Linked DNA regions of Homo sapiens: all the other regions are linked to region 1. Evidence: chromatin loops called from intact Hi-C (ENCODE). Cell type or tissue: ascending aorta. All regions are shown on one strand. Region 1 overlaps MRPS6 (mitochondrial ribosomal protein S6). Region 2 has its middle 21 kb from the start of LINC00310. Region 3 has its middle 16 kb from the start of KCNE2. Region 4 holds the start of LOC124905013 (a long non-coding RNA gene).

Region 1 (5,000 bases):
ATCCTCATGAAGGTTGCCATGGAGAAACCATTCTAACAATCAGAGGAGCTGCTGTTCAAGGGAAGGTGACCAGAAAAGGGGCTCAGTGTCTCCAGGGGAGTTAGAGCCCTCTGCCCCAACTTCCTCCTGACCCTGGGAAAAGAGAGAATCAAGAGGACTCCACAACCACAATGAGCTATCAGTGTCTGCTTCTTCCCCAGCCAAACTAGGCAGAATCAAAACACAAGACCAGAAGTCCTAACGCACGTGGACTCACGATCAACTCCTCACTCAAGGCACAAACGTCTGGATTTGACTACATTGCAACTGACTAGACATGCCCCAAAGCTGACATTCTTACTTAACAAAAGCTCTCCAAATAGCTAGTTTTCCATTTTCCACTTCTACTCTTGGTGATTGAATCAATAAGTACACAGCTCATTTTGGGAAAACAGTCTAAAATCTAATTACGTTACACATTCCCAGCACCTTCGACCATGTGCTACATGGCACAAGTGACATGGTTCCGCCTACCAGGTAGCCAGGGTCCATGCAAGCACCAACATTGCCTTGAACACAAAGCCGAGCAGTGTTTACATTTTAAAGGTTTGTTTTTACATGTGTGGTGCTAATTATAGAATCACCACTTCTATGAAGTTGCTATCAGCTTCACAAAAGCATCTCTCTTTTCTATAGAAAAGCACGTAACTTTGACCCACACTAACTCTGCAGAAGTGGAAGTGAGGAGATGACTGATGCCAGGCAAGAAGTAACCAAGAAAGGTTCAGGACACTAATGCATTTCTCACTGCAGATAACAGTGTTTGAAAGCTGGAGCAATAGTGAACTTCTTCCTAGGTAGAACTTGCCCACGTGATCTTCCAGGTGATAATGTGCCCTCCTTTATATTTCTTAAGACACTCACATGCTACAAAACTCTCTACTACATGGCCCAAACCCTCTAGAGATCTGAAAACACTCAGAGAAATGGCTTCCCCAAGACAGACTGTGCCCCAATACTGGAAAACAATGCCACCAAAAACACTCCATTCACAGCAGCATGGTTGTAAGAGAGCCAGCAGCTCTCATGTCCCTTCTGCCCCTCCCCTGGAGAGGCCTAGCCCCTCCACCATTCAGTCACCATGCAGACTGCCCGGTGCTGCCAGCCCTTCCCCGACTCCCCTAGTTGTCCAGGGGGAAAACTGTATTTTCTGACAGTGCCCTTAAATGTAAAGGTTGTATTTTCTTTATTCACTTTTGTCTTAACCCTGTATTTACAAGTTTTCCATAAAAAGAGCTTGCTTGAATTTGAGTTACATTCTTTGTCTCTCTCTCACCCTCCCCTTCTCCCTAGCAGACAAGTGGAAATTTCCACTGAAGCACTCAGTGGCTCACAGTGGGTGGGGGGATGGGGGAGGGGGATGGGAGGGCTTTGCAGCCCTGAAGCATCCTTGAGCCTTTTTGAAGATAGGAAACAGATCTGTCTAAATGCCAGTTCCTAGACCGTCTCAGTTAAACCTTGTTGCATTCAGGCTTCACCGAGGCAGTGAATTATTCACCTTCAAACTGAGGTACCCTCTGCATGGAAAAGCCCCATTTCTTTTTATATCTGTTGGGTCTCATACATTTTCAAAACCACTAACACTAAACCTGCTGCAGAATCCTTACAAATCTTGGGGCACTGCCACTAAAAAGAAACCTCCAAGGCCACAGCAGCCCTGTCTGAAAACCTGGTGTGGAGTACCTACACACGAGAACGGGGTCAGAACACTGGCAGAAAGGCACGAGAACATGGAAATGTTAGCTAACGGGAAAACTACAGAGGAGAATCAATCTCCTCTAGAGAGGGTGCCAGTGCTCATGGAGTAAGCTGCAGACACATTTGGGAAGCGAGTCAGTAAAATTCCACTGATTCACCATGGAGCTGGTTATTTTTATCATTCTGCTTACCCGTAAATAGAAGGGCATCTTATATGTAGGCCAGCAGATCTCTGCTATAAGCACCTATCCAAATTTTAAAGCAGATGAGAACAGGCAAAGAACGGGCAAAACAGGCAAGAAAAACACCTTCTACTTAAGAGTTCTTATACACAGGCATTTGGAAGCCAGCCCAATCTCACTGCCATAAAATCAGACCCGGTAGAAACAGAGCAGAGGCATCCTTTTACAAAGCAGCACAAGCCCAACGCTGAAATACGACCGCACTTTTTGTATAGTTTCCTCTCAGTCTCAGCTCAGCCCCATCTAGTGGAAAGAGAACCGAGAACCATAAGCTCCGTGCAGCCCTGGAGTGAGTGACGTGGTTCTGGCAAAGGGTGACTGTTACTATCATTCAGTAAGATGCCTGCCCCTTTATAGCACGGGTCTAAATGAGCCTCTCCTGTCATTGCTCCCTCTAACATAAATGACATCTTCCCCTTCCAAACGCCCAGGAATACAGTAAGAATTTTCCACACCAACACCTTGTCTGTCCCGCAGAGCAGATGAGGGTGTCAGGGTGAGCACGTGCAGACACAAAGGGGAGGTAATCTCGGGGACCTGAAAGAGACCCCAGCAAATCCAGAGCTGGGAGTGACTCCCAGGCCTCTGAGCCACCCAGCTCCAGGTCATGCACCAATGATTTATTTAGTGTTAACAAGTTAGAGGGCTGAGATATTGTCCCAATCCCTGATAAGGGTGGCCCAATCCAGGCCCCATTCTGCTGCCAAGGGGAACACTGAATTGCATTTTCAAAAACAGGTTTAAAATGGTCCTCAGCTGAACACGCATGACTCCCCCAGTTCTACTGACCTTCAGAGATTATGAATTAAGAAAATCTCTGTGGACTAGTCTGGGAACTTAACCATCAAGTTGTTCCACTGGGAAAATAAGTTCTCAGTTATAAACAACAGACTTACAGGCAAATTTCTGGAACACAACCTGTTTCTAAAGTGGAGTCTGACCAAACTAATATTTGAAATATAATGACTATATTTTTATTTTTGGCATAAACTGGAAACAGTCTTGATATAATAATAAACATCAGGTATCATTTCCAAAGTATACTCTCCTCCTCCTCTGGGCAGATTTCCCAGATAACCCTAAAGCAACAGGCTCTCCCTTACCTACTCTTTTCTTCCAGCCTACTGGGCATGTACGTGATAAGGCGGTTGATTTGGGGGGCGGAGGGGGCTGGGCATGGGAGAACAGTAGAGGCAATTGCCCAATACACAGTGAAGTCATTGGAACAGAGATACCTACCCGTCAGCCCCAGGCTTAGCTTTACTCCTGCTGTGCTGGGCACTTTCACACACACTCCCTCAGCCGGTGCCTAGGTTAGCATTATGCAGCCAACTCTCTGATTAGACTGAAAACTCCTTGAGACCAGGAACCACGACAATTGTGAGAATCAACCTGAGACCTGTGGACACCACTAGGACATACCATTTCTCCCCACAAAACGTAAAAGCAACAAACACACGATACCAACAGTACCATGATAGAATGTGGACTCTCAGAAACATCTAGGCTCACTCCATTAGCCAGCCAAAAGCTGGCTCTCGCACACCACTGTCAGGTTTCAAATCAGCGCCTTGCCGTAATTTCGGATACGTGTCATAGCCTCTAGGGCTGTTCAAAAAGAGCCAAAACTTTGAATGCTAAACGTGTAACCAATAAAACCACTGTTTCTTCTCAACCACTTCAGAAAAGCAAGTCTCCCAGTACATAATCCACTTATTACATGTTTCTAACACTTTCTGTGGCTATGGATTAATGCACATAAAGAATTTGCCAAATGAACAAAATACCTGGTACTGCCATGGTTAGGGTTAGTGATTATGGGGCCACTGCCTGAAGCCAAGAGAATATCAGACTAACCTTAAGCTCCACACTGCAGACACATAAACGTTATCGCCCAATTCCAAATCTTTATTCGGGTAACTTCAAACTACACTTGCCTCTCACATCCTCATTTCCCAAAAGTCACTGTGGAGAATGTTCACGAGTATTATAGAAATAAAATGTAGCATAATCAAATACAGTGAATTAATGAACGGATCTTACTGAAGGGCTTCTCATCATTTATGTGCCAATGTGCACTGTGAACCTCTAGAAGGAATTCGATCATGTAAGGCTTCCCACATCTAATTGATCACACACACCCTACTTCTCCTTTTTTGATGGAGCATCTCTACGGAATTAGCGTTTCAGAGACCACACTTTAAAAAACATTACCTTTAACAAATAAATACCAGACACTGATTTATCCCAGAAAATAGGCTTAAAGCATGAACCTCCCCCACTGCAGCTGGGCACTACCTTTCTGTGTCTATATATAATACACATATGTAATACAGAACACTGCTTCTGTTTGTTGAGGAGTCTGAAAGTAAAAGAACCAGCAATAAAATCTTTAAAAGTCAATGAACTAAGTGACTGCAACATATTCCTCAGCGAGGCACATGCACCTTTGCCAGGGGGGAACCCAGAAGTAGGGCTAGTGTTCTCAGCAGTTCTGGCTTGGTCCCAGTGGGCTCCTCCAGGACCTGAATTTATTCCACCCATAAAGAGAAACGGCTACCCACCCCCAACCCCCACCACTGCACACAGAGGTCTGAAAATGAACTGAGTGAACACAGCAGTTCTTGAGCCTGGTCCTCAGACAAGTGACGTCAGCATTACTCAGGCTACGTGTTAGTGCAGATCCTAGGATGCTGGTCATGCCAACTCTCAACAAAGTCAAATCCTCTACTTGAAAAAAGGGCAGAAACCCCTGGAAGTACTACATGAGTGGAGAAACTGACTTCTTCACTGCCTTCCATCCAAGAACTGCGCTAATGACTCTCGGACAGTTTTTATATGCTCCTCTTTCAACAAAAAAGGCAAAAGGATCCATAACTGCGCTGTTAAAACCACACCCATTTGTGATTAAGTTTAAAAGAAACAGACAGACAGACACACATGCTCTCCATCCCTCATTGTTATTATGACTGTGGAAGAAGCCTAGCCACTGTGCATTTCCTGTTGCCTAGCAACGCCTCA
Region 2 (5,000 bases), 73 kb before region 1:
AGTCTTGCATTGGTCACTAACTGCCTTTTGCAGCTAAATTCTATTCACAGCAAGTCTGTGGCCTCCCCAAAGCTAAGGATCCCTGTTATATCTCCGGATATTCACAGAGCTCCCAGCGCAGCCGAGAACACACAGCCAGCCCTGCAATAAATGCTTGTTGGTTGCCTGCCAGGATCCAAGCTAAAAATGGAGTTGCCTTACGGCCAGGTAAGACCCAAGGCAGAGCTTCAGTCGTGCCCCCCCCCAGCTGTCAGGAACACTCACTGCAAAAGTCGGCCCTTCAGGTCACCTTCAAGGCCCTACAAACTCTATCCGGACCTGCCCCCCCATCAGCCTCTGACCCTGGCACTCATACCCCTCCAAGGACAGTGCCGGCCTTCCTGTTCCTCCAACAGGAAAGGCCACCGTCTCCCCTCAGACCCACTGCACTTGCTGGCTGCCCACTTCTAGAATGTTCTTCCCCTAGAAATCCATGGAGCTCACCCCCCCATCTCCCTGTCAGGTCTCTGCTCAAAGAGTATCTTCTCCATGAGGCCTCCTCATCACCCTATTCTAAAGCACTCTCACCCCGCATTTCCCCATCCCCCTTTCCTGCTTTCTTTTTCTCTATATCACTTACCACTGCCTAAACAGGAAAAAAAAAAAAAAGATTTTTCCTATTTATTTTATCACCGGTCTCCTCCAATCTAAGCTTTCTAAGAGCAGAGCTTTTTGTGTTTTGTTCAGCTGTGTATCCCTCCAGGCACAGAACAGGGCCTGGAGGGTTCAACAAGGCCCTCCAGGGCCTTGAGTAGGTGCTCAACAAATATTTACTGAATATATTAATATATGTATTGATTGATTAATTTAGCTGGGGCTCTTTCTTGAAGTTAATCGAATTAAAACAACATAGATTTTACATTGCTTGTGCACATGGATGAAAAACAGTTCCCTATACTTCTTTACTGTTTCATAGACGTAGTTTTATTTTATTTGGGTCTCACTAAAGACCTTACTCGATTAGATGGGGCAGAAATGGTTATGACCTTGATTTTACAGAGGCGAAAACTAAGACTCTGAAGGGTGAGATTTCCCCAGGACCTTCAACTGGTCACTAGCAGAACCGGGGCATCCAGGTTTCAGGTCCCATGTGCTGGGCTTTGTTTACTAAACCTCAGGGCTTTAGACTCAACCTCAGGGCTTCTCCGTGGATTCTTGCTGAAGCTTCCTACTTTGTTTCAAGAACCTGTATTTCCCCCTTTCTTTCTCTTCCCTCCTCCCAGATAGCTTGGGGCCCACAGTTCCCCACCCCTGCCCGATGCAGATGGCAGAAGAAACCATTGTAAGTCTCCTCGAGCTGAGCGCTGTGCACCAGGTCGCATTCTAAATTTTTGGACTGCGTTCACCAGGGTCTTTCACATTTGCAAGGAGCAGAAACAGGCCTGGATCCTCTGAAATAACAGGGAGGTATTGCCATAATTCACACAGAGTTAAGAAAGATAGGATTTCCTAACACAGACCAACCTCGCGGAAAAGCTGCGGCCCCAGCTCCGGGGACTGGAACGCAGGCTCGGGGCGCCTCCCCCTTCCCTGGCTGGCAAAGTCCTGTCCTCCATCTCGCCTCCATCCCCTCCTCCCCTGCGCTGGCAGAATGCGCAACGTGTCCCTTCTCGGTGGCCCTGGAATTTTCTGTGCGTCTCTGAATCATGGCACCGGTCTTGCTCCATTGGTTTTGACTGCTGGTCTTGGTCTCCTTCGTCCACCTTTGCGAACTCATCACCCTTTGCTCTCTAGGACCCACCGGCCACTTCTAAAAGGGCACCATAGTTCATAGGTGGATTGATCTAGAAAGGTGCCTCCTTCATTCTCCCCCACGATTTCTGGGTTGAAAGCCTGGTGGAGGCAGGGGGACAATTACAGGCAGGATTTATAACTTGGGTGGGCAAGCGTGGGGGTGGAGGACTGTGGCCTCTTTCTCTCTCTCTCTCTCTCACACACACACACACACACACACACACACACACACACACACACACGGAGGGAGGGAGAATGTCACCATTTGTCCCCCAGCTCCATTCCCCACTCCGCAATGATACAAGCATCGCCTGCTTTCTTTAATTTGCTTCAAGAGCTTTTGGTGCAGAGAGGTGGGAGAACAAGGGAGACCCCAACTTGTCGCACGGCGACTCGTGGCAAAACGCCTGGACCCCGGGGCGGTTTCGCTCAGCTCTTCCCCAGCTGGTGGCCACTCGGCGGCCGGGCTGCGGCATTCCGAGCGCGCGATCCCGCCAGGGCCGCCACCGAGGGCAGCGCCGAGAGCATGGAATTTTCCACCGCTCAGCCGAGTTTGCAGAATTGCGTCTCATTGGCCGAGCGGAGGTGTCTGTCCCCGCGTGGGTGCGGAGATGAGATTAGCCAGGAGCCCTCCTCAGTGGGCTTTGCAGGGCTCTGATTAATCAGGTCAGCGGGGCCAGGGAGGGGAGTAGAGGGCGGGTGGGAGCCTGTTTTCTAACCCAGCTCTGCTGCAGCCTTTGGACGTCCCCTCGCTGCACGGAAAGTGCGCCAGGGAGCTGGAAACAGTCGACAGCAAACCTTAGAATTTACCTCTTCATCGTAAAATCCCCCCAGAAACCACTGCAAAATAAGATTATCAAGCTAAACCCTGCCCCCTCCCTCACCTCCTCTTAATCTCCCTCATCCCCCAGTTAAGCCGGAACTAAAACCAGGACCTTACTCTCTCCTGTCCCTGACATTTAACCCCTTAAATTATCTTTCTGCAGTGACTTTCACAGATCCCAATCGCGACAGTGATTCAGGACCAAGTCAGTACTCCCCCACCCCCAGGGTCGAACAAGAAATGCAGAAGGTGGCAGGAAATTAGAACTAAGGGGAGTGGACCTTATTGTGCAGGCTGAAATGCCCACCTTCAAGTTAAAAGATGCAGCAAGACAAGACGCCTGGCTCAGCAGCGTGTTCAAATAGAGTGTTGGCTTAATGGAATTTATGTGTGAGCCAGTCGTGTTGATTTTTGATTTAAAATAGCCCCTTGTTTTATTTGCTCCTGGAGTGACTGCATTAGGAAGCTCCTTTCTGAAAGCTATGGTTAAATCTGCCACAAAGGCAGCCCTGGCCCTCACAAGATGTTTGATGAGTGAATGAACGCTGTTCCCGGCAGTCAGGGCCCTTGAATGAAGGTAGTATGAACTCCAGTTCCTCATCCTGGCTGGGTCATATACTTCTTCTTCCTCTTTTTTTTTTTTTTTTTTTTTTTGGGGGGGGATGGAGTCTTGTTCTGTTGCCCAGGCTGGAGTGCAGTGGCACCATCTCAGCTCACTGCAACCTCCACCTCCTGAGGTCAAGCGATTCTCATGCCTCAGCCTCCTGAGTAGCTGGGACTACAAGCCTTCACCACCATGCCTGGCTAATTTTTGTATTTTTGTAGAGATGATGTTTCACCATGTTGGCCAGGCTGATCTCGAATTCCTGACCTCAGGTGATCCACCTGCCTCGGCCTCTCAAAGTGCTGGGATGACAGGCATGAGCCACCACGCCAGGCCCGTCATATACTTCTCCTGTGACTTTAGACAACTTATAATTTTTTTTGAGCCTCAGACTCCTCACTTTTAAAAAGAGGCTAATAAATCCTCAAAAGGTAAATGGAGAATTACCCTATGAGCCAGCAATTCCACTCCTAGTCATATACCCAAAAGAATTAAGAACAAGTACCCAAAACGATACTTGTGCACAAATGTTCAAGGCAGAATTATTCACAAGAGCCAAAAGTGGAAACAATCCAAGTGTCCATCAACGAATGAAGAAAATGCAATATTACCCAACCATAAAAAAGGAAGGAAATTACGACACTTGCTACAACATGGATGAATCTGGAAAACATGCTAAGTGATAAAAACAGACACAAAAGGCCACACACAATATGTGATGAAATATTGTGATTCCATTTACGTGACATATCCAGAACACGTAAATCCACAGAGACAAAACACAGCTGGTGGTTGCCAGGGGCTGGGGGCAGGGAGAATAGGAAGTCACTGCTTAATGGGCATGGGGTTTCCTCTGGGGGTGATGAAAATGTTTTAGAACCAGATAGAGGAGCTGGCTGCATGACACTGTGAAGGTACTAAGTGCCACTGGATTGTGCATGCTTTAAAATGGTTACTTTTATGTTATGTGAATTTCATCTCGATAAAAAACTTTTTAACGGGGCTAATAATAAAAATACCTGCCCAGCCTGGCGTGGTGGCGTGCGCCTGTAATCCCAGCTACTGGGGAGGCTGAGGCAGGAGAATCACTTGAACCTGGGAGGCGGAGGTTGCAGTGAGCCGAGATGGCACCACTGCACTCCAGCCCGGGAGACAGAGCGACACTCTGTCTCAAAATAAATAAATAAATAAAATAAAGAAAAAACCTGCCCAAGGAGTAAATGTGATAATCTATGGAGCGATGTTTGAGCAACTTAAAAACCCTATTTCCTGATTCTCTCTGCCTTATTTCTAGAGTGGATCATTAGGGCATCACTTTTTCAAACATACAGCTAAAACTGAGGCAACCTGAGGCCCACCCAGCACCAACTGGAGCGTCAACCAGGAACAGAACCTTGTACTGTCCTGAGGTCCCTTGGCTAGGAAGCTGCAGCCATGTGGATCCATGTAAACAAGAGGCTTCCTGCTGTTAATCTAAACTCCAGGGCCAGAGCCCTGCACAGCAGTCAGTCCTACAGGCAGAAGAGCCTTGAGGCACCATGAAAACCACTTAAAACTTTTTTTTTTTTTTTTTTGGAGACAGGATCTTGCTGCGACCCCGCCAGTGCAGTGCAGTGCAGAGCTGCAATCACGGCTCACTAGGCTCAAGCAATCCTCCCACGTCAGCCTCCAGAGTAGCTAGGGCTACAGGTGTGCACCACCACCACACCTGCCTCCCCTGAAAACTGAATGGGAGGATTGGGCACTTCAACTAAACACAAAATACAACTTAAAGAAAAGCAATTCAATACAGGCTTCTCA
Region 3 (5,000 bases), 220 kb before region 1:
CCCATCATATGAATATTTAACCATTAAATATCTGTTACTCTGAGTTATTTCCAGCTTTTGCTATCACAAATAGAGATGCTATGAAAGTTCATGTACAGGTTTTGGTGTGAACATACATTTTCATTTCTTTGGGCAATCTCTGGGTTACATAGCAGGTACATGATTAATTTTATAAGAAACTGCCAGATGAGTTTTCAGAGTTGCTAGACCATTTTACATCCCTACCAGTAATGAATGAAGATCCAGCTGCTCCAAATCCTCACCAACAGGGCTGTGCTTTTTGTATTCCTTGGTCATGAACTCTTAGGATTCAAGAATGTTAGAATTAGCCAAGGGTGGTGGTTCACGCCTGTAATCCCAGGATTTCAAGAGGCAGAATTGGGAGGATCACTTGAGCCCAGGTTTGAGACCAGCCTGGGCAATGTAGTGAGACTCCTGACTCTACAAAGAAAAATAAAAATTAGCCAGGTGTGGTGGTGCATGCCTGTGGTCCCAGCAACTCGAGAGGCTGATGGGGGAGAATCACTTGAGCCTAGGAGGTCAAGGCTGCAGCGAGCTGGGCTTGTACCACTGCACTCCAGCCTGGGCAACAGAGCAAGACCCTGTCTCAAAAAAACACAAAACAACTATATGGGGCCTTAAAGATGATCTAGTCCAGCCTATTGATTCTACAGAAAAAGGAACCAAAATTCTATAAGCATCAATTCCTTCTTTAAAAATTCTTAGTATTTAGGCTGGGTGTGGTGGCTGACACCTGTAATCCCAGCACTTTGGGAGGCTGAAGTGGACAGATTGCCTGAGCTCAGAGTTCAAGACCAGCCTGGCCAATATGGTGAAACCCTGTCTCTACTAAAAATACAAAAATTAGCCAGGTATGGTGGTGCACACCTGTAGTCCCAGCTACTGGGGAGGCTGGGGCAGGAGAATCACTTGAACCCAAAAGGCAGAGGTTGCAATGAGCCGAGATGGTGCCACTGCACTCCAACCTGGGCAACAAAGCGAGACTGCGTCTCAAAAACAAAACAAAACAAATTATTAGCATTTTTCACTACCTTCCCTGTTTGCCCAGTCTCAGAAAGAACTGTCTCCTCTTCATAACATCTCTGGAAACTTGTCAAAGGTTGGGCAAGAACTTAGGTCCTTGTTCGAGCCTCTGGGAAAGGTCTTGCCCAGGAAACTTGACCTTGTGCTCTGCTTCCGTTAGAGAGCCCAGGCTCCAGCAGCACTTTCAGATTCTCATGTGTCTCGACTGTTCAAGCAACCCTGCATTATCCACTCTCAGGAAATTACTGGTGGCAGCAAAGTTCAAGTGCAATCTGAACCTACAGCCCACAGCCAGCACTTTCAGGTTCACCCTGCCCATCAGTAACGTCAGCAGCCATTGCTACCAGCTCAGCTACTCCCATTTATTGAGCAACTCCTGAGTGCCAGGCAATGTGCAAGAAACCTTATTTATTTATTTATTTATTTATTTATTTATTTAAAGTAATAGCTTCTTGTAAAAAAAACTTATATTTTAGGTTTGGGGGTACACGTGCAGGGGTTGTTATATAGATAAACTTGTGTCATGGGGGTTTGTTGTAAAGATTATTTTGTCACCCAGGTACTAAGCCTAGTATCCAATAGTTGTCTTTCCTGCTCCCCTCCCTCCTCCCACCATCCACCCTCAAGTAGGCTCCCGTGTCTGTTGTTCCCCTCCTTGTGTCCATCGGTTCTCACCATTTAGCTTCCACTTATAAGTGAGAACACACGGTATCAGGTTTTTGGTCCCTGTGTTAGTTTGCTAAGGATAATGGCCTCCAGCTCCATCCATGTTCCTGCAAAGGACTTGATCTTGTTCTTTTCTGTGGCTGCGTAGTATTTCATGGTGTAAGAAACTTTATATACCATGGCTCTGGTTTTATGCCAACCCTGCAAGGTAGTTACAAAGAACCTCATCTGACAGCTGAGAAAAAAAGGCTACAAAAACTCATACTCTGAATGAAAAGTTTTGGACAAGAGGACCCAGGTTCTTTTGCACAACTCACAATTCAAAAATGCATAAAATATTGCTTTTGGTGATAGAAATGGCCTTTGCTGCCTTTTTTTTTTTTTTTTTTTTTTTTTTTTTTTTTTTTTGAGACAGGGTCTCACTCTATCACCCAGGCTGGAGTGTAGTGTTGCAGTCAGGGCTCACTGCAGCCTTGACCTCCTGGGCTCAACAGATCCTCCCACCTCAGCCTGGCACGCGCCACCACGCCTAATTTTTGTATTTTTTGTAGAGATGGGATGTCGCCATGTTGTCCAGGCTGGTCTCCAACTCCTGGGCTCAAGCGATCCTCCTGCCTCGGCCTCCCAAAGTGCTAGGATTACAGGCGTGAGCCACCGCGCCTGGCCTTCTGCCACTGGCTAAGCTTAAAATGCGCGATGTGTTTCTCTCTTCCTGGGTTCTGTACCTGAAATTTGGGTAGCTGCCGCCAGGTGGCGCCAAATCTGAGCTTTATTAATCCAAGGGACCAGCTACACTTTGCCAGAGCCCTCAACTGATCTGACATCACGGTGCATGCTTCCAGACTAACTATGACATTTCTAGCACAGTAAGCTCTTTATTAAAATAGCAGACATCCTTGCTTCCTTGAAAATCATTAACTATTAACATCTGCACGTCTTTCTAAAAAGGATACACTTTACAGCAACCGGTAAAGAAATACAACATCTAGGTATAACATTAAACTTTTCTTACTAAACATTATTTTAAACCGCTGCTTATTCTAACTTCACCTGTTCTGAACACAGATGCTCTTGGGAAATGGATGTGTTCAGACCCTTACAGCATTTGGAGTGATTAAAAGCCATGCATTTCTTTGCAGTTATCTGTGCAGATGAAGTTAAAATGTATCAGTAGCTTTGTTTAATGCCAGGTTTGTTCGAGAATGTTTTAAGAATGTAAGCCCTTTTGTTTTGATTGTCAATGCCCATTTTCTCATAACTCATTAATTTCCCTCTATTTCTTTCTACATGGGTAGATTATTTTCTTTTTCTTCATTCTCCCATAAAAGGAGAAAAATAACTGCTCATATATGCTTCATGTCCCAGTGACCTCTCATGGTTATTTTTCCTAGTTTGGATAGTTCCTACACAGGAGTTTTCTTCCTCGTTCTCTTTTCTTTGAATTTTAAGTAGGGTGGCCAATTTGCACTAGTTTGCCTGAGAACTTTTCCATCCTGTGTCCTGAGTATCCCATTAGTCCCAGGCAAAGCAGGATGGCTTGTGACCCTAGCTTTCGGTTAGAGCAAAAGTTAGCCTACACTGAATTTAAGATGCAGATTCAACTTCAACCACTGTAACAGGCTTCATTGTCAGTCACAGACCTATTTTTCATTCATTCCTTCAGCAAATCCACTCTGCCATCCCAAATCCATCTCAGTGACTCTTAACAAGTCCATCTTTCATTGCAGGTTTTTTGTTTGTTTGTTTGTCTGATTTTTAAGGTGTAGTCTCGCTCTGTCTCCCAGGCTAGAGTGCAGTGGCGCGATCTCGGCTCACTGCAACCTCCACCTCCTGGATTCAAGTGATTCTCTGTCTCAGCCTCCCGAGTAGCTGGAATTACAGGTGTGAACCACGACGCCCGGCTAATTTTCATATTTTTAATAAAGATGGGGTTTCAGCATGTTAGCCAGGCTGATGGCGAACTCCTGGCCTCAAGTGATCTGCCGGCCTTGGCCTCTCAAAGTTCTGGGATTACACGTGTGAGCCACCATGCCCGGCCTCGCTGCAGTTTTTTGACACCAATGATTTGTGTTAAACATCTTCTCAGGCCCACAGTGCTGAACACAGAATCTAATCTCAATAGATGCTTCATTAATGGTTATTAAATGAAAGGAAAAAGTGGGCACCCCTCTTTTCCTTGGGGCTACTGCTGCCCTCACTCCAGAGCCTTAAAAGCCTCTGCTGCAAGCTCAAGACAGCTCCTGGGGGAAGTAGGAGACCAGTGGAATGTCATGATGTTATGTGGGATCTCAGCTCAGATAGGGACAGCAGTGTCCAAGAGTTTTTAAAATCTACCTCAAACTTCAAAATTCCTTGTTACCCTTCTGGGAATAAAATCTCCCCAAATTTGTTTTCCATGAGGTTTATATTTATATCTATAGAAGCTAGCATTTAGGAGGGATTCATAATTCAGAAGGGTCTTAATTTTGAATCAGACCTCAAAATTGAAGCCGAGGAGGTAGCGGTGACTAGGGTGGGGGGAGAGGAATTTGCCTGAGAGATTGTCCTCTATTCCCAAATAAGTTCTGTCTCTCTTTCCCAGCCAGACTCTCTATAAAAGGGAAAACTGGACAACAGGCAGTGGGAAAGAGAGCACAGCCTGGCAACTTTCTGTGAAACACGTACACCACGCTGTTTACAAATTCCTGTAGCCAGCCCCGGAATCCAAATGTAGACAACTCTGTTTATGTAACGAAAATAGACACTCCTGCCATGTGATTAAGGTGGCTACTGGGAGTTGGGCCCCTGTTAGGAGACATTTGCTGCAGCTGGGGCCGGAGGGGAGGACGGGACATGGGATCCCCCGGGACCTGGGGCAGGTACGAAGCTTTTTAAAGATGAGTTTTCTGGTCCGGAAATCTCCCAGGATAGGCACATCTAAGATGCAGCGGGGGAGCTGACAGAAGTCACAGGCTGGCCCTTTCTTTGCCGCCCATCCCAGAGGATGGCATTCTTCATCAAAGGGGAGATAGTCCAGCAAGCCGCAGCGTCACCCCTCCCAGCAGGGGACAATAAGTGGTCCGAGCCGGCCAGCTCCTTTCTCAGCATGGGGTTTGGAATGAGGCCCCTTCCTGCCCCACCGGAAGACTTCCAGCATATGGTTCCCATCAGCCACCCACTGTCTGGGTCAGTAAGGAGGCTTGAATGTTCCAGGGTCAGGAGATGCACAGCCCAATAAAACATTCCCTCCGAACGCTGATCCTGAACCCACCATTCCCTTCACACCTCTGCACCCCCAGTCTTGTGACTCA
Region 4 (5,000 bases), 160 kb after region 1:
CCCAGAGAGCTTAGGGGTGCCTCAGATGCTACTGGTTATGACCACGATCTGATGGGTCATCGTTACTTGAAGGGGTGAGCAGAGGCTTCGCTTAACTTCCTTAAGGCTCTCAATGGAAGAACCGCAAGTGTCTGTCCCCTTGTCATTTTCTGAAAAAGCAATTTATCATTAAGTCCTCCCTGTTGCTGAGCTATTCAATACTTTTTTACCTGTAAAAACTCCACTCTGGTTAGTTACTGCTTGGACATGATACCACAGCATTACCTGAGAGGTCACAACACATTTTATGTCTTTGGTCAGAAATAGAAAAACAGAAGCACAAGACCCCTAGCCAGAAGATGACAGCATGCCAGAGCTTAGTGTCACCAAGCTTTCCTTTCTATTTTTGGAAGCTTTAACTTATTAGGCAAACGTATCATCCAACAAACACTGGGAAATGTAAGTTGGAAAGGTCCCGCTAGTTGATTAAATTCCCTCATTCTCTTCCAAGGCTCTCCCCCAAAACTGAAAGCCCCGTATCAGCTCTCATAAGAATAATAGGAGGAAACAAGCATTTTCTAAGTCTTTGATCCTACTCCTGCCTAACCTCCTAATTCAATCTTCACCCCTGGTTTTAAAGCCACCAACACCTCTCCTGCTCCCAGAACTTTTCTCTAGCTGGGACCCTGTCTGCTGCTTTAATCAGAAGACGTAAGTAAAGAGCTGTCTGAAGCCCACTTTGGGGAGTCAATGTGGAATCAGGGTAGAAGATTCTTGATGCCCAGGTGGCCATCCTCCACCTAAACAGGATCCTGCCAACATCATTGTACTGCCCAGCTTGCTACAGCACAGTGACAAGATGTGCTGGTGATATCTTTCAGTGGAGATTGTACTTTGCACTGGACAAGTCCTCATAGATGCCGAACTCATGTCAGACAATAAAGCAGGACTTTAAATAGCATGGCAGAGGCAATCTAGAGCTATCATTAACTCTAATTCTCAGAATCAGAGGACTTTGCTTATTTTGTCAATAACATCTACCGGCAGAGAACACCCAGGCCAGGGAAGCAGTGGGACTCCCCACAGGGAAGAGGAGCCACTGCCTACTAAACATGCATGGTTTGTCTTCACAGTGGACAGTTTGGTGGCCGCAGACATCATCTTCTACAACCACATCTACATCCTTGCCTTTCTGTTTCAAGTTGTTCTCTTGAGAAACTGTTCAAATTTTCAGGAGCTGAAAATGTACTGCCTTAAATCCAACTCATGCCGAGATTTCCAGGTTTGCTTTGAGGAATCCACTGCACTGATGGTGACTTGTTTAAAATTCTTCAGCTCTTCTATTATGTCCAATTCAACAAATAGTTACTGAGTGATTGCCGTAGCCAGTCTCTGCTGAGCTGGGCGTCTTCAGGTTGTCTCGGACCTCATGGAGCTCCCAGTCTATCTGGGAAGACAAAGTTAAGAAATAATGAGCATTGCAAAGTGTATTATAAATAGCAAGGAGATGTTAGTCTAGAGGGCCAGCTGCTGCTGTTGCCACTGCAGCAAATTGAAGCCAGAAAGAGAACCGGAGGAAATGCAGGAAATGTGCCTGGAAAAAAAATAATAACAGCATGGTGGCCACCCACAATGGTGATCAAGTTTTTTTCCAAGTTCTAATGAAACATCCATTCATTTTTATTTTGTGAGATTGAAGCTGTAATAGCTCGGTATACAAAGAATTTCCTGTAGATTAATATGAAGCTGGAAGGAGTTGATAGATTTCAGCAGTGATTTGGGCTATTAATCCAAGCCAGTCATTCATTAACCCTCAGGAAGTTTTCTGTGCCAAAGTCATTATTATTATTATAAACTAAACCCCAAGCCCCAAATGGGTGTATGGCTACTTTTCTCTCCAGGATCCTGAGTGTTTGAGTCAGCCAGGGAGCCTGAATCATTTCCTGAATTCCCTTCTGGTTCATGGGGAGTTAGACTTTGTACTATGCACTTGCTGCCAAGGGAACCCAGCAAAGAGCCCTTTTGAGAGGTAACTATCACTCTTGCCTTTTTTCGTGAGGTCCTAAGTGGCTATGGCAGGTGGCTGGTTGTCTCCCAATTTTTGTTTTTCTATACTTCTGTAGTATAAATTTTAGCTGGCAACATGGCTGCCTGGCCAAAGACTACATTTCCCAGTCTCCCTTGCAGTAGCCATGGTCATGTGACGAGGTAAAGCCAGCAGAAGTGATGAGGGTCACATCCTGATCTTGCCCTCAAAAAATTGGTAGTATCATCGACCCCTTGTGCCCAGTCCCTTTCCCCCTTTCCACTGCTGGAAGGAGAGGAGAAGAACCAGGGTATCTCCTTAGACACAGAAATGGAAAGCACGTATTAAGGATGTGGAGCTACCCCAGCAGCCCTGACCTGCTGACCTCCAGACTGTGACATGGAAACAGATCAACTTCTCTCTTGGTAAGTCACTGTACTTTGGAGCCCCTTTGTTACAGCAGTTAAGACTGTACTCCTACAAACACAGTGCCTACCAAGCAAACCCTGTGGCCCCAGCTCAGGGACTCTTCCATATTGTATGTTGATGCCTCAAGGCAGTGGCTTTTTTTTTTTTTTTTTTTTTTTTTTTTTTTTTTTTTTTGAAACAGGGTCTCAGGCTGGAGTTCAGTGATGCAATCTTGGCTCACTGCAACCTCTGCTTCCCAGGTTCAAGCGATTCTCCCACCTCAGTCTCCCGAGTAGCTGGGACTACAGGCAAATGCCAACCATGCCCGGCTAATTTTTTTGTATTTTTGTAGAGATGGGGTTTCATCATGTTGCCCAGGCTGGTCTCGAACTCCTGAGTTCAAGTGATCCAACTGCTCGGCTTCCCAAAGTGCTGGGATTACAGGCATGAGCCACCACGCCCGGCCTGCAGTGGCTTTTTAAATACATTGTCTCATTTAATTATCCCAATAGTCCCATGTAGTTGGTATTATTGTACCATTTTAAAAATCAGAAAACTGAGGTAGAAATAGATGAAAAAACTTGCTTCAGATTCCACAAGCAAGTAGGCGGGAGAGTTAAGATTCCAACCCAGCCATGTAACTCCCTGTTGCCTCTTCCCTTCCTTGCCATTCCCCTATAAGATGACTTGGTCACATCAACATTCTCTTTGTGGTCCAGGTAAATACATACCCTGGGTTAAACAAATTCCAGAAAATAGTCTAACTTGGCTCTGTGTGGGTGTAACCCACCAATCTTGCTTTTCTAAAGGCAATAACGATCGGTCACCCTCAAAAGCTCTATCTGGTGGTTCAATAGTTCAGCAGCTCCACATTGGTTGAATTCCTATTGTGTTCCCAGGCATTAAGTCTGACACTGGGGACATCAAAACGGATAACACATGGCCCTGGATCTCAAGGAACCTGCCGCCTGATGGAAAATAAAAGAGAGAGTCACACTTAAATGAATGATTTCAGCATAATGAATGTGACAAGTGATAAGATAAGGGAATGCATCCAGTATCACTGCTTTTCCAAGGCTTCTCGAGGGGTAAAAAATTACCCAGTGGGTATTTGAAGGAGAAAGTAAATAAAAGAAAATCTACCAAGAACTGTGCTATTTGGTAATACGTGTTATTTTATCTAATCCTTACCATAAAACTAAGAGGGGTATAATTTTATCTCTGTTTTGCAAACAGGGAAAGTGAAGGCCAACTGGACCTAAATTCCCAAGTTCCTACACTCCACAGGAGATGCAGTGTTGAAATCTAGGTTAGCCTGGGTCCAGAGACCACATTTTAGCTACTGTTCCCAAAATAAAGAAGAAGTTGATCCTCTCTCTTGGGAAATTTTTCTTTTCTCGAGTCTTTTGACTGGAACAGAAAACACCTGGAATTATGAAAACAGCTAAGAGAAAGGACTAGTTCTTTATAACACAGCGCTTTCTGTCAGTCTCAGGGAAAATGTCTCTTGTCAGCATGGAAAGAAAAGCAAGATTATAGGCAATTACTGTTTCTTTTTCCTGGGAGCTGCTTCTCCCCAAAGCTGATGGTATTGATTCTGGGGGTTCAGTCACAGTGTCTGGCCCCCTCAAGTTCTGGCTAATTAGCCCCCCATCCTTCCTGCTAAGTCAAAGGCCCAAGGGAGGGGCGTGTGTCCAAGTAAGGCCAGCCTGAGCTCATCTAGGATTTGACATGTGACTGCTGGGAGAAAAGAGAAGCTCCTTTTGCCCCTCTGGGCATCAAGCCAGGGAGGCCTGGAGGTGAGGCAGCGTTTTCAATCATAGAAGCAATCAAGCAATCATTCAATCAATTTTCCTGAAGTCCTAAGCTGGGTTGGGTTCAGTTTCTTTTATTTGCCAATGAAACCATCCTAACACTGTGGGGAAGGTCTGAGTACAAAAAGCAAGCTCACAATGTAATTTCAATACTTACATTCCTTATGTTTATTTCTGATTTTTATGTTATATACTTTATATATACAATATTTTCAAATGTATATACAATATATTATGTTACACACATAATAGACACACAATATATGTTACACACATAATAGACACACAATATATTATGTTACACACATAATAGACACACAATATATTATGTTACACACATAATAGACACACAATATATTATGTTACACACATAATAGACACACAATATATTATGTTACACACATAATAGACACACAATATATTATGTTACACACATAATATACAGACAACATATTGTTACACACATAATATACACACAATATATTATGTTACACACATACACACAATATATTATGTTACGCACATAATACACACAACATATTATGTTACGCACATAATACACACACAATATATTATGTTACGCACATAATACACACACAATATATTATGTTACGCACATAATACACACAATATATTATGTTACGCACATAATACACACACAATATGTTACGCACATAATACACACACAATATATTATGTTACGCACATAATACACACAATATATTATGCTACGCACATAATACACACACAATAATTATGCTACGCACATAATA

The links. Hi-C counts contacts between places; a loop is a spot of excess contacts. Peaks named below come from ENCODE experiments on the same cell type or tissue, not always from the same donor. Only the 100,000 strongest peaks of a DNase experiment are listed, where the experiment ranks them.
Region 2: it touches region 1 in a loop (4-fold over the local background); 30 of 110 quality-filtered maps call a loop at or near these places.
Region 3: a loop joins it to region 1, with 4 times the contacts of the local background. A loop is called at or near these places in 25 of 110 quality-filtered maps.
Region 4: a loop joins it to region 1, with 5 times the contacts of the local background. A loop is called at or near these places in 3 of 110 quality-filtered maps.

What each region holds. Positions count from the first base shown.
Region 1 is chr21:34,126,508-34,131,507 of GRCh38, reverse strand. The region is part of intron 2 of MRPS6 (mitochondrial ribosomal protein S6); the gene reads right to left. Among named protein-coding and RNA genes, the nearest start is that of LINC00310, 52 kb to the left of the region's middle. RefSeq lists an enhancer at 1,318-1,862. In ascending aorta, a CTCF peak has its summit at 2,246 (motif pointing left); DNase peaks (open chromatin) are centred at 1,747, 2,217, 2,647, 3,187 and 1 weaker place; H3K4me3 peaks cover 2,823 bases; H3K27ac peaks cover 5,000 bases.
Region 2 is chr21:34,199,404-34,204,403 of GRCh38, reverse strand. No RefSeq gene overlaps it. Among named protein-coding and RNA genes, the nearest start is that of LINC00310, 21 kb to the right of the region's middle. RefSeq lists an enhancer at 1-747. In ascending aorta, a CTCF peak has its summit at 2,274; DNase peaks (open chromatin) are centred at 1,579, 2,323, 3,112, 4,015 and 1 weaker place; H3K4me3 peaks cover 2,066 bases; H3K27ac peaks cover 4,754 bases.
Region 3 is chr21:34,345,554-34,350,553 of GRCh38, reverse strand. No RefSeq gene overlaps it. Among named protein-coding and RNA genes, the nearest start is that of KCNE2, 16 kb to the left of the region's middle. In ascending aorta, a CTCF peak has its summit at 2,449 (motif pointing right); DNase peaks (open chromatin) are centred at 2,453 and 4,413; H3K27ac peaks cover 2,748 bases.
Region 4 is chr21:33,965,663-33,970,662 of GRCh38, reverse strand. It overlaps LINC00649 (long intergenic non-protein coding RNA 649), which reads right to left. Exons shown (of 3, transcript NR_038883.2): 3 at 1-1,426. It overlaps LOC124905013 (a long non-coding RNA gene), which reads left to right and starts at 2,199. Exons shown (of 2, transcript XR_007067847.1): 1 at 2,199-2,430; 2 at 3,313-3,562. In ascending aorta, no CTCF peak of the experiment used is centred here; DNase peaks (open chromatin) are centred at 1,462 and 1,942; H3K4me3 peaks cover 1,383 bases; H3K27ac peaks cover 3,637 bases.